Regions from separate parts of the Homo sapiens genome. Here all the other regions are linked to region 2. A link is a contact called in ENCODE Hi-C or POLR2A ChIA-PET data. All regions are on one chromosome and are shown on one strand. The core of a region is the stretch at or near the end of the contact, and the rest is flanking DNA. Distances in the headings are between cores, read along the strand shown.

Region 1 (3,320 bases), core at 564-3,063, 2.3 Mb before region 2:
TAGTCCCAGCATTTTGGGAGGCTGAGGTGGGAGGATTGCTTGAAGCCAGAAGTGCAAGACAGCCTGGGCAACATAACGAGACCTGGTCTCTATTAAAAAATTAGCTAGGCATGGTGGCACACATCTGCAGTTCCAGCTATTTGCAAGGCTGAGGCAGGAGGATCACTGCAGCCCAGGAGTTCGAGGCTGCAGGGAGCTATGATTGTGCAACTGCACTTCAGCCTGGGCAACGGAGCAAGACCTTATCTCAAAAAAAACAAAAAACAAAAACAAAAAAAACTTGCTAGAATGTAAGAAAAGTCTAGTCCTGACATGGTTCATGTCACATTAAGGCACATCAAAAACTCCATGGACACAAAGCTTTGCAAGACTTCAGACTAAAATAACAAAATGTCAGTATTTGGTAAAATGCAGGAAAATAAACCATTTATTTTATATGTACTCACGTACTTTGAGGTTTTTTCCAGCAGCCGCATGTGTTTTAGATTCCTTTGTTTAAGCTTGGCTTCATCTTGGTTCTTTTCCTGTCTGTTCTCCCAACCCCCTTCCCACCCTACAGAAAAGGACAGGGGCGGCCCGACTGGGCGATATTTGGGAGACTTACTGAACACAATGAGACGATTTTGTTCAAAGAAAAGTTTCTGGATTGGACAGAACTGAAAAGACCAAATGAGAAGAACCCCGGGGAACTTGCCCAGCACAAGGTATTCCAGTGACCAAGTCTCAAACCTCAGGGCTTGGTTCGGGTCCCAACAAAAGTGGCCTTGATGTAAAATGATCAAATCAGGATAGTTCGCATGGCTGTCACCCCAGATGTATCATTTCTTTGTGGTGAGAACATTCAAATCTTCTCTTCTAGCTATTTTGAAATATGCAATACAGTATTGGAAAACAGTCACCCCACTGTGCAGGAGAAAACCAGAGCTCATTCCTCCTCTCTGATTGTCATTTTGTACCTGTTGGCCAACATCTCCCTATCCTCCCTGTCCCGTCTCCTTCCCACACCCCCTTCCCCATGAAACAGATGCATTTATCAACACATCAAATCATATCCATAATAATGTGTCAACTAAAATACTTTTTTAATTAAAAAAAATGGACACACATACACACACACACACACACACCCCTTAAAGCTAAGAGGCCTTCCCAGGATTCACTAATAGAACAGCAGACTGGCCTCCAATTCTAATCTGACTCTGGGAGGTGAAGAGTCGGGTTTGCACCTGTTTTCAGGCACCCCATGCACCAGTGTGGCCAATGGGTGTTCAGACCTGCCAGAGTCTTTCTGAAAATGCAGCCTTTCCCTGACTGCAGTTAAACATCCTGAGACAGAGTGTGGAAGGTGTATTTTTATGCTGTCCCATGAACAGCTGAAGCAGCGTTGAGTGTGACAAGGAATAGCTGCGGAAACAGGCAACTGAACCGATGTCTTCATGTTCCCCTATAGGAAGACTCCAGGGCCGATGTCAAGCGGAACAACGTGACACGGATGGTGTCCGTGCCCCAGACGACAGCAGGTGCCATCCTGGACAGGGTGAACATTGGCTGTGGCTGTGGCCTGGTGGAAGGACACCACAGGAGGCAGTTTGAGATCACCAGTGTCTCCGTGGATGTCTGGTACATCCTGGAATTTGACTATAGCAGGCTCCCCAAACAAAGCATCGGGCAGTTCCACGAGGGGGATGCCTATGTGGTCAAGTGGAAGTTCATGGTGAGCACGGCAGGTTAGTGAGCGCTTATGGCTTTCTCCAGCTGAAAGAGGTCAGCCCAGCAGCCCTGCGGGAGCCAGCTTCTCCAATGAACCCTGTCATGCCCTCTGCTGCGTGCGTGCAGTGGGGCACCGCAGTCATACGCCTTTGAGAGCCAGTTAGTAAACCACAGAGATGAAAAGAAGTAAGGCCGAATTCCTAACAACCTAGCATTGCCGAGGCCGCTGGTGTTCACCTGTAGAAATTGAACTTGCACATCAAGGCTTCTCAGCTCCCTCTCTCCCTCCCCTGCCCCTGTCCCCAGAGATTTTCTGGGAAAGAGATGATTGGCCTCTAAATGGTATTTCCCATGTGGCTGTGTGCTGCTTCAACTAAAGTCGTTAAGTAGAGCATATCTTCGTGATTTAAAGCTGGAACCAATGGTGCTGTAACATTATAGTAAATACATGCACAGAAGATTGATTTGAAAAGTGAAAGAGGCTGTTTCTCCTGAGACTGAGAGCACAGGTGGTGCTTTGTGGGTCTGGTGTAGTAAATGCAGAGTCTAAACTCTCCTCGGTTCCTGATGGTGACAGACCCCATTGCAAAACACTCACCCGGATGCTTGGCGCTGGGGAAAGGGGGAGTCCGGTGAACTCCGGAGAAATCATCCCTTTCCTTGCCAAGGAGGAGCCTTTCCCACAGCGCTCCTCACCCCTTCCCATTTAGGAGAGCATGCAGGTCACAGGTCTGTGATTTCAATTCAGAAGGGAGTTTTTTCACCTCTTTTCAGCCTCCTTGCTGTGCGGGTGCACCTGCCCCCGGGGCCACAGGAAGCACAGGCAGCTGTTTGCTGATCAGAAAACTGCAGGCTTGGAACCACGTGATTTCTTTCCTGATTTATACAAAATGCATCTGTTTCATCAACTGACACCATTTCCTGAGCATCTACTCTATGGGAGACACTTTCTGTAGGGACCAAGTAAAGATTTCAGACCCTGTCTCCAAGACAGTTATCCATGATGTAAAGCAAGTGCAGGAACACCCAGCAGGCGGGTCTCACTGAGCACACGGCCAGTGGGGCTGTGTGCTGTGCAGAGCCGGGCTGTGGCCCAGAGGTCCCCCTGCCCCCTCAGGGCACGATGCTGGGGGCTTTACCCTGCCTCTAGCTGAGTGCCTCCTGGGTTTCCTGAGACTTGTTCTGTTGTGATGCTAATTTCTCAGATGAGGAACAGGACCTTAAGATCAAGGAACCTGCCTGAAGCCACAAGCTAGCAGGGAGTGGAGCGGGACACTCACATCCAGGCCTGCCTCTTTTCAAACCCAACTGTGCTGCTAACCCACCCTGCATGCAGGGAGTCAGAGTGGGGCTCCAGCACAGGATGTGGAGAGCCGTGAGTTTGGCTACAAGGAGGGGCCGAAGATCCCAGTCACCAGACTGTGGAGCAGGTCAGGGTTGAACCAGCAGCAAGGCGACTTGAGGTTGGGCCGCTGAACACACCAAACTTCAGGGGCTTCTTAAACAGCAGGAAGGGGATCTTCCAGGGCCCAGGCAGCTCCAGCCTCTCCTTCCAGGGAGTAGTGGGGTGTCAGACAAGGACCCCCAGTGGGAGGAACTCCCTTTCCTCC
Region 2 (3,782 bases), core at 828-3,327:
CTTATATAATATTGATCAATGAGTCAACATTATTTAAAAATATGAGAATTATAGTGAGACTCTAAGTCCTAACCCCTCTGGGCCTTGATGTCCACAAATGAACAGGTAACTGCCAACTGAAGTTCCTTAATCATTTCTAAAATTGGTCTACTGTATAACCTATCGTAAAGGACGTATGTGGTTTAAGAAAGGTGTCTAATCTAAATTCCTCTAGCATGTTATTTTTGTAGCATTAAAACTACAATTAAAAAAAAAAAAATAAAAAAACCTAAGGGCCAGGTTCAGGGGCTCACGCCTGTAATCCCAGCACTTTGGGAGCTCGGTGAGAGAGGACAGCTTGAGCCCAGGAGTTTGAGGCCAGCCTGGGCAGCATAGTGAAATCCTGTCTCTACAAAAAATAAAAAAATTAGCCGGGCACGGTGGCAGGCGCCTGTAGTCCCAGCTACTCAAGAGGCTGAGGTGGAAAAGTAACTTAAGCCTCGGAGGTTGAGGCTGCAGTGAGCTGTGATGGCTCTTCTGCACTCCAGCCTGGGCAACAGAGACCCTGTCTCAAAACAAAACGAAATAACCTAGTAATTCTACCCACCTAAGTTAACCATGTGGCATGTTGGCCCAAAGAAACCTTACCAATGATGTTACCAATTATCTTCCGAGATATTTTTAACATCTTTTTACTATAAAAGAAGGGCTGAAAAGGAGTCAATACTCATTGAGCATCTACTCTCAAGCTAAGTTTTTTACATTTTGCATTTGATTTTCAGAACTATAGTTAGGAAGGTTACTTGTGGTTTAAACGCGGACTCTGGAACTAGACCCCATGCCTTCTCCAGGAGCTCCTGATGACCACAGGCAACTTACTTTTGCTCCCTGTGCCTCAGTTTCTTCACTCGGAAAATGGGAATCGAAACAGTACCAATCTCATTAGAGCGGTTCCAGAATTAAATAATACATGTAAAATGCCTAGAGCTAAACTTGGCCCTCACTGTCATTATTATAAAAATGAATTATTAATGTAGATATTACTGTTCCTATTTCACAGATGAGGAAACGGAAGCTTAGAGAATGCAACTTACTAATGATCATACCAATGAGTGCAAAGTTTTGGACTCAAAAGCACGAATTTGATTAAATAAAAGTTACTTAGAGAGTAGGAGTCTCATAAATCCAATTTATGAAGCCTAAGAAATGACACGCGGTAAAATGATACTAGACACAGGCCGGGCTCTCAGGCTCGCGGACCGGGTCTGAGCACAAGCTGGCCATGGCCATGCGTCCTGGTCCCGGGGTGCCCGGCAGGGACCGGCGACTCTTGACGTTTATAAACACGGGGAAGTGGACTGCACTGCCGCCACCGCACCCCCGGTCCCCAGCGGCTCCACTAAGCCAACTTCTACCCGGCTCCCGCCGCCCCCGCCCGCGGCGCTGGCCCCAGGGCCGCCTCCTGGCAGCCGGAGGAGACCAGTCCCCGTCGCGGGCGCCGACGGCTGGCTCGACGCTGCTCCAAGGACAGCAGCTCGCGAGGGAGCGAGAGACAAAGGCACCGGACCCGTCCAGGGGAGCGCCGAGTCCCAAACGCCGAGCCCCGGGTGGCCTCGCTGGCTCCCACCTGCGCTTGCCCAGCCCGGCGGGAGACCGCAGGTGTCAGGGGCCGTTCGGGCCCGGTCCCCCGCAGCTCCGGCAGCCCCGACGTGACAGCGCCCAGGCCGGCGACCCTCACGTTCGGAACGCGGCTGGGCTGGCTCTGCGCCCGGGGGCTGCCAGCGCCGGGGACCCGAGGCGGGTGGCGGCGTGCGGACTTCCTCCTGGACTAGCCTGGAATCCTGCCCCAGCCCCCAACCGCTGGCGGCCGCCCCCGCCCCCGCCCCCGCCCCCACCCCCACGCCCGGCACAAAGGTCCCGGCGCGGCCCGGCCGGCGGCTTTAAGTGCTGCCGCGCACAGGAGACCGGAGGCCGCGGCCCGCGCTCCCACACCCGAGGCCCGCCGGCCCCTACCTTTTCCGCGCGGCGTCCGGGGCCCGGCGCGGTGGGCTCGGGCCTGCTGTTCCGCGACTCCCGCTGGGCCTCTCCCGCGGGCTGGCGGGGCCTCCCGGGTGTCGGGCGCGGCGGGTGGCGGCGGCTCCTCCTCCTCAGGGGCGGGAGGAGGGGACTCGGCGGCCCAGAGCCGCCCCCCGGCAGGAAACCAGCCGCGGCCCCGCCTCCTCTGCGCGTCTGATCCCGCTCCCGAGGCCGCCGCCGCCCTCTCCCTCCGGAAACGCATTCCTCTCCCGCCGCGTCAGCCCGGCCCGGGGCTAGGAGGAGGCGGAGGATGGGGCAGGAAGTGCGACCGGGACAAAGGAACCGGCTGCGCGGGAGCGCGCCTGAGGGAGGCCGCGGGGGGCAGGGCCGGGACTGCGTTGAGACAGTCGCCGTGCCTCAGTTTCCTCCTCTGCGAAGGGCGGGAGGAGTCGGACGCGCCCTAGAGCCCCGCGCGTTCCTGGTGTAGCCTGCTGGGCCCGTGTTCTTTAAGTTCCTCTTCCTCGGAGCCGCGCGTTCGACCCTCGCTCCCGTTTGTCCACTGATGTCCCGTTTCGAGCCCGGGAGATCCTGCATCTCGGAAGCCCCCTGAGTCCCGAGGCAAATCGGGACCGTGAGCCCCCCTACCCTGCAGGGCTCCATGGGGCCAAAAACCACGTGGTCCTTCTGGAAGGGAACTGGCTAAGCCAGGACTGCTTTTCTGGAGTGATAATGTGCTTGCCTGTGTCTAAGAGAAAGGTGAAGAATTGGGAAACCCATGGGTGTCACGAAGGGTGGTGAGACTGGGGAACGTTTTAGAAAACCTGGTGAGTTGCGTCCTGCTTTTGATAGATTTATCTGGAGGTACCTTTATGGGGAACAGGGATGAGAAGGAAAAGTTTCTTCCTAAGGAGTACAGTTTCTGTTTCACCTCTTAAAAAAAAAAAATTTGGAGATTGGGGCTGGAAACAACGTTTGAAAGAGAAGGAAACATTCATTATGAGAATGGCTGAACGCATGTCGATTCGATGATTGAAGTCTGTACCAGCCAAAATCATACTGAAACCCAGTAATTTAGTATATGCTACTGGCAAGCTGCTATCCTGGTAGCAGAAAATGCTGTGGGTTCCGCTTGGTGAGCTGCAGCACCCTGTTGGGAAAAGAGCTCAAAAATTACCAGATTTATGAAATAGAAGTGTTTCTCTTGCAGGAGATTAGGGACTGGAATGCCCATTTGGCTGCTGCCAATCAATATAAGAGAAAATGAAGCGATCACATCTAAGAAAATTTGCTCATTACTTACCAGCAAAATCAAAACTTGATTAGCCAATCTGAAGACCTCTAGGAAATGAGCACTATTTTTCCCACTTAATGGATGTTCAAGCTTAAGAGGCTAAATGATGTTCCTATATTAATATCTCAATGGTCAAACTGCCATTAGAACTCAACATTCTTGAATTTTAAAGGTATCGGTTTTACCATTGTTCAGAATTCATCAGAATTGGCCCAGTCTCAGCACAGAAAACTGTATAGTTCAAAAGCATAATTGGTCCGTGCCTGATTTGCACTACAATTTCCAGAATTTTTTTCCCTGTACGTGACTGGTGGAGGCACTAGCTAGTCTTTGCTACAAGAACATTATGAGATTTACATATGCACAACTCTAAACTAAATTAGTTCCTCCAGGACAATTTACTGAGCTTTTTAACACCACCGTCAAGCACTGTTGCAAGGACAGATAATAGGGGCTCAGATAATATCTGATAAATGAATAAATGGGTCCTTTTGCT
Region 3 (3,508 bases), core at 770-3,269, 2.5 Mb before region 2:
CGGGTTGTATTGTAATTCATTTTCCATAGCAGAAATGTGGAGGGCTCTAGAGAAGGTACAAGGCAAATTTTTTTTTTAAATTTTATTTTTGGTTGGCCGCGGTGGCTCACGCCTGTAATCCCAGCCCTTTGGGAGGCTGAGGCGGACGAATCACCTGATATCGGGAGTTTGAGACCAGCCTGACCAACATGGAGAAACCCCATCTCTACTAAAAATACAAAATTAGCCGGGCGTGGTGGCGCATGCCTGTAATCCCAGCTACTCGGGAGGCTGAGGCAGGAGAATCGCTTGAACCAGGGAGGCGGAGGTTGTGGTGAGCCCAGATCGCTCCATTGCACCCCAGCCTGGGCAACAAGAACGAAACTCAGTCTCAAAAATTTTTTTGTTTTATTTTATTTTTTAAATTTGAGACAAGGCCTCGCTCTGTCGCCCAGGCTGGAGTGCCATGGCGCAATCATAGCTCACGGCAGACTCGAACTGCTGGGCTCAAGGGATCCCCCTACCTCAGCTTCCGAGGAGCTAGGATGACACGCGTGAGCCACCATGCCTGGCTAATTTTTAGATTTTTTGTAGAGACGGGGTAGCTATGTTGCCCAGGCTGGTCTCCAACTCCTGACCTCAAGTGATCCTCCCGCCTCGGCCTCCAAAGCGCTGGGATTACAGGCGTGCGCAACCGCGCGGAGGCAATCTAGAAACTGCAGAGGGAGCACGGACCTGGGCACTGGGAAGAATAGGGCGTGGACTTGGAGTGTGACCGCGTTTGAATCTGGGTTGTGCCTGGGACACCCCACCTCCTGGGCCGTAGGTGGGGGGGGAGAGAGAGAGAGAGAGAGAGAGAGAGAGAGGATGTCGACCTTACATGGCTCCTAGCTCTCCGCGCTCTAGCCGAATGCCTGGTTCCTAGTGGGTGCTTGATACGTGGGAAATGTAGGGGGAGGGGGTGGCGGGGCATTGGGAATGTCCCGCAGAGTGGATTTCGGGAGAGTGGCGCTTTTCTCTAGAACTCTCTTCCGGTTACACCTGGAGTAAAAGCTTGACACTCTAGAAGGAAAACCCCAGATGAGCAGCTAGGACTGAGGGTTAGCGGTAGGCGGGAGCGGGGAGATAGTACAAGTACGCTTCCTAATGAGGCGGTGCCGCAAAATAACCAATTTTAATAAAGACTGCAGAGAAGAAAACCAGGTTCTGCTGGCGGAGTGCACAGGCTCCCAGCCGAGCGCCCAACAACCAGGTTCCGGGCCCACCCTGCCGCAGCCTCTTGGAAATCTCTAAGTTGGAATGTGTGCGTGCGCACCACGGGTCACTGCCCTCTTTGTGTGTGAATTTGAAGCGAAATCTGGGCGAGGCGGGGCCGTGCTACTAGCAATCGGACCCACAGTCGCGGTTCCAAGAAGCCCCGAAGCTTCCCCGGCTTCCCGCAGCACTGCTGGGAGGGCACACGGCGCCTCTGTCCCCACCCCAGAGCGTGGGGCGCGCGGAAAAAGGTCTGGTGACTGCCCTCCCCGCCGCCCCCCGGGAGCGTGCCCTCCCGCCGGACCCTGGGACTCCAGAGAAGCGCCGAGGGCGCGAGTACACTAAGATATACGACCTTCCCTGGGGACCGGGAAGGGCACAACCACCTCTTGCAACTCCGCCACTAAGACGCCTTGGGTCACCAGGCCCGGGGGAAAACTCGTCCCCGTCCCAGGCTCTCGATTCGGGCCGCAGCTCACGTCCCGCGCTCCTCCCTGCGCGCCGCTCTGCTCCTCCCTAGTCCCGCCTCCAGCTCCGCCCGGGCGCCCAGAGGGCAAATGAGGGGCGGCGGGGTGGCGGGTGGGGGGGAGACGCGGAATTTCCCAGCGCGGGGGCTCTGGCTTACCCTGCAACCGGGCAGTCTCTTTCTGTTTACGGAGAGAAAGGGGAAATGGAAAAGTCGGGGAGGCGGTGGCTGGCGTCCGCTGCGCCGCCCCTGGGCAGGCTCAGACGCCGTGAGTCAGGGGCAGAGCAGGGCGGTCTGAGCGTGCGGGCGACGCGGGTCTCACTCGTCCGCTCCGCTCTGGACTGCGCGCCACGCTCTGGGGTCCGGCGCCCTGGTTCCTGCTTCTGCCGCTGCCGCCGCCGGATCCCAGTGGCCCGGCGTGCTCGGCTCCCACAGGCCTGCAGCCAGCATCGCACCGAACCTTCGGGGGGCCGCGGCTGGAGCGCTCGGCCGGCGTGGGAGCGCCAAGGCCGCAGGTAATCCAGGGTTGGGGGTCTCCGGCGTGTCTTTCGGGTCGCGTCCCGCCTGGGTGCCCCGGGGATTCCCATGCAGAAATGGAGGGTGCCCCCAGCAGAGGGGAAAACTCTGGCGTGGGAAGAGGTGGGGGCGTGCCCACAGCTGCGCTCGCGGGTCGCCGGCTGCACCAGGCACAGCTGGAAAGCACCTTGCGCAAGGGTCTCACGGGGTGCAGACTCGCGACTCCTCCCCCTTCCTCCTCCTTCCCGTATCCGCAGCGCCAGGGCAGTGCTGGTCTGGGCAGTGCGCGGGGAAGCGGGGACCCGCTGTCACTGCGCCTCCCGCTGCCGACGCCGCCTGGACGGCCGCACTCTCCCTGCCCGAGACCCGGTGAGTGCAGCTCGGAGGCTGGAGGACCCGATCCTCCCAAATGCTGGGTGCTTTGATAATTTATAAGCCTTTTAGGCTCCCTTGACTTAGAGAACCAGGAGGAAAGGAGTGGGAGTGTGGGTTGGCGGAGCCCAGAGACTTGTGAATGGCTGGAACTAAATTCAAGTTTGTAACCCGGACTCTATCCCATGACTAAAGAGGTCATAGCAGAACACGAAGGCTGGGCTTTTGGTCTAAGAAAGAATACTAGGAGAAAAAAAAAGTTATTTTCACGGAAGTTGTTTTCGAGCGATAGTGCATGATCAGGACTCTGAAATTTTTCTAGCTCTGGGCGGAGAAGGACGCCTAGGGATTGTCTCCATAGTTAACAGGGGAAGGCCACCGGCTGCCTGTAAGAGAGAAACGTTGCGATGCTTGTCTATTTCACTTTTGGGAAGACAAGATTAAAGGCTGCTCTTGATAAAAAACAGGGACAGAAAGGCTCTTGCAGTTGCTTTACATACCTGTGGCCTGAGTCGTTTGTGCCAAGGAGAGTGTAATCCACTTCCAGCTGACGCCCCCAGCTCTCTGCGACGGATTGAGGTTTGTGTGCAGGACGTCTGGCATACGGCCCATGAGGACTTTGTCGTGTAAAGCAAATGGGAACGTTGAGGCATGTAGAGGTTTTGAAGCAGAGTGTCGGTCCTTCCTTCCATACGCCTGAAACGCATAATCCGGGGCTTTTTGAGAGCAAAAACATAGTCAGAAATGTGCCCTGAGGGAGAATGTACTATTTTGGCACACATATGTATATATGTATATATAATTTTTAAATTTTTTTTGAGAGGGGGTTTCACTCTTGTCGCCCAGGCTGGAGCGCAATGGCGCGATCTCGGCTCACTGCAACCTCCACCTCCCGGGTTCAAGCGATTCTCTTGCCTCAGC

What was found. A loop is a pair of places that touch in the nucleus more often than their neighbours do. ChIA-PET counts read pairs that join two places held with the same protein, here RNA polymerase II (POLR2A). Pooled maps may share reads with other maps.
Region 1: a map of OCI-LY7 shows a loop between it and region 2 (14-fold over the local background). The contact joins the enhancer-like site here to the promoter of ITGB1 in region 2. A Hi-C loop is called at or near these places in 1 of 168 maps with a recorded cell type or tissue (OCI-LY7) and 8 of 50 pooled maps. POLR2A ChIA-PET finds 5 or more read pairs at or near these places in 1 of 52 experiments (OCI-LY7).
Region 3: a loop to region 2 is called in a map with no recorded cell type, with 5 times the contacts of the local background. The contact joins the promoter of MAP3K8 here to the promoter of ITGB1 in region 2. A Hi-C loop is called at or near these places in 1 of 168 maps with a recorded cell type or tissue (heart right ventricle), 1 of 37 single-sample maps with no recorded cell type and 10 of 50 pooled maps.

Annotation. Positions count from the first base shown.
Region 1 is chr10:30,702,963-30,706,282 of GRCh38, forward strand. It overlaps the pseudogene SVIL2P. Among named protein-coding and RNA genes, the nearest start is that of LINC02644, 19 kb to the right of the region's middle. RefSeq lists enhancers at 2,104-2,163, 2,280-2,803, 2,684-2,733. Within about 2 kb of position 1,814, at least 6 of the 41 ENCODE cell types and tissues checked have a DNase peak (open chromatin) inside an H3K27ac peak, as active enhancers do; they include OCI-LY7, where a contact is called at or near this core.
Region 2 is chr10:32,956,153-32,959,934 of GRCh38, forward strand. It overlaps ITGB1 (integrin subunit beta 1), which reads right to left and starts at 2,078. Exons shown (of 16, transcript NM_002211.4): 1 at 1,993-2,078. RefSeq lists silencers at 776-937, 1,331-1,780, 1,851-2,430 and an enhancer at 2,601-2,650.
Region 3 is chr10:30,432,165-30,435,672 of GRCh38, forward strand. MAP3K8 (mitogen-activated protein kinase kinase kinase 8) reads left to right here and starts at 2,020. Exons shown (of 9, transcript NM_005204.4): 1 at 2,020-2,214. RefSeq lists enhancers at 7-888, 1,560-1,699, 2,420-2,519, 2,810-2,859, 2,984-3,508 and a silencer at 1,740-1,979.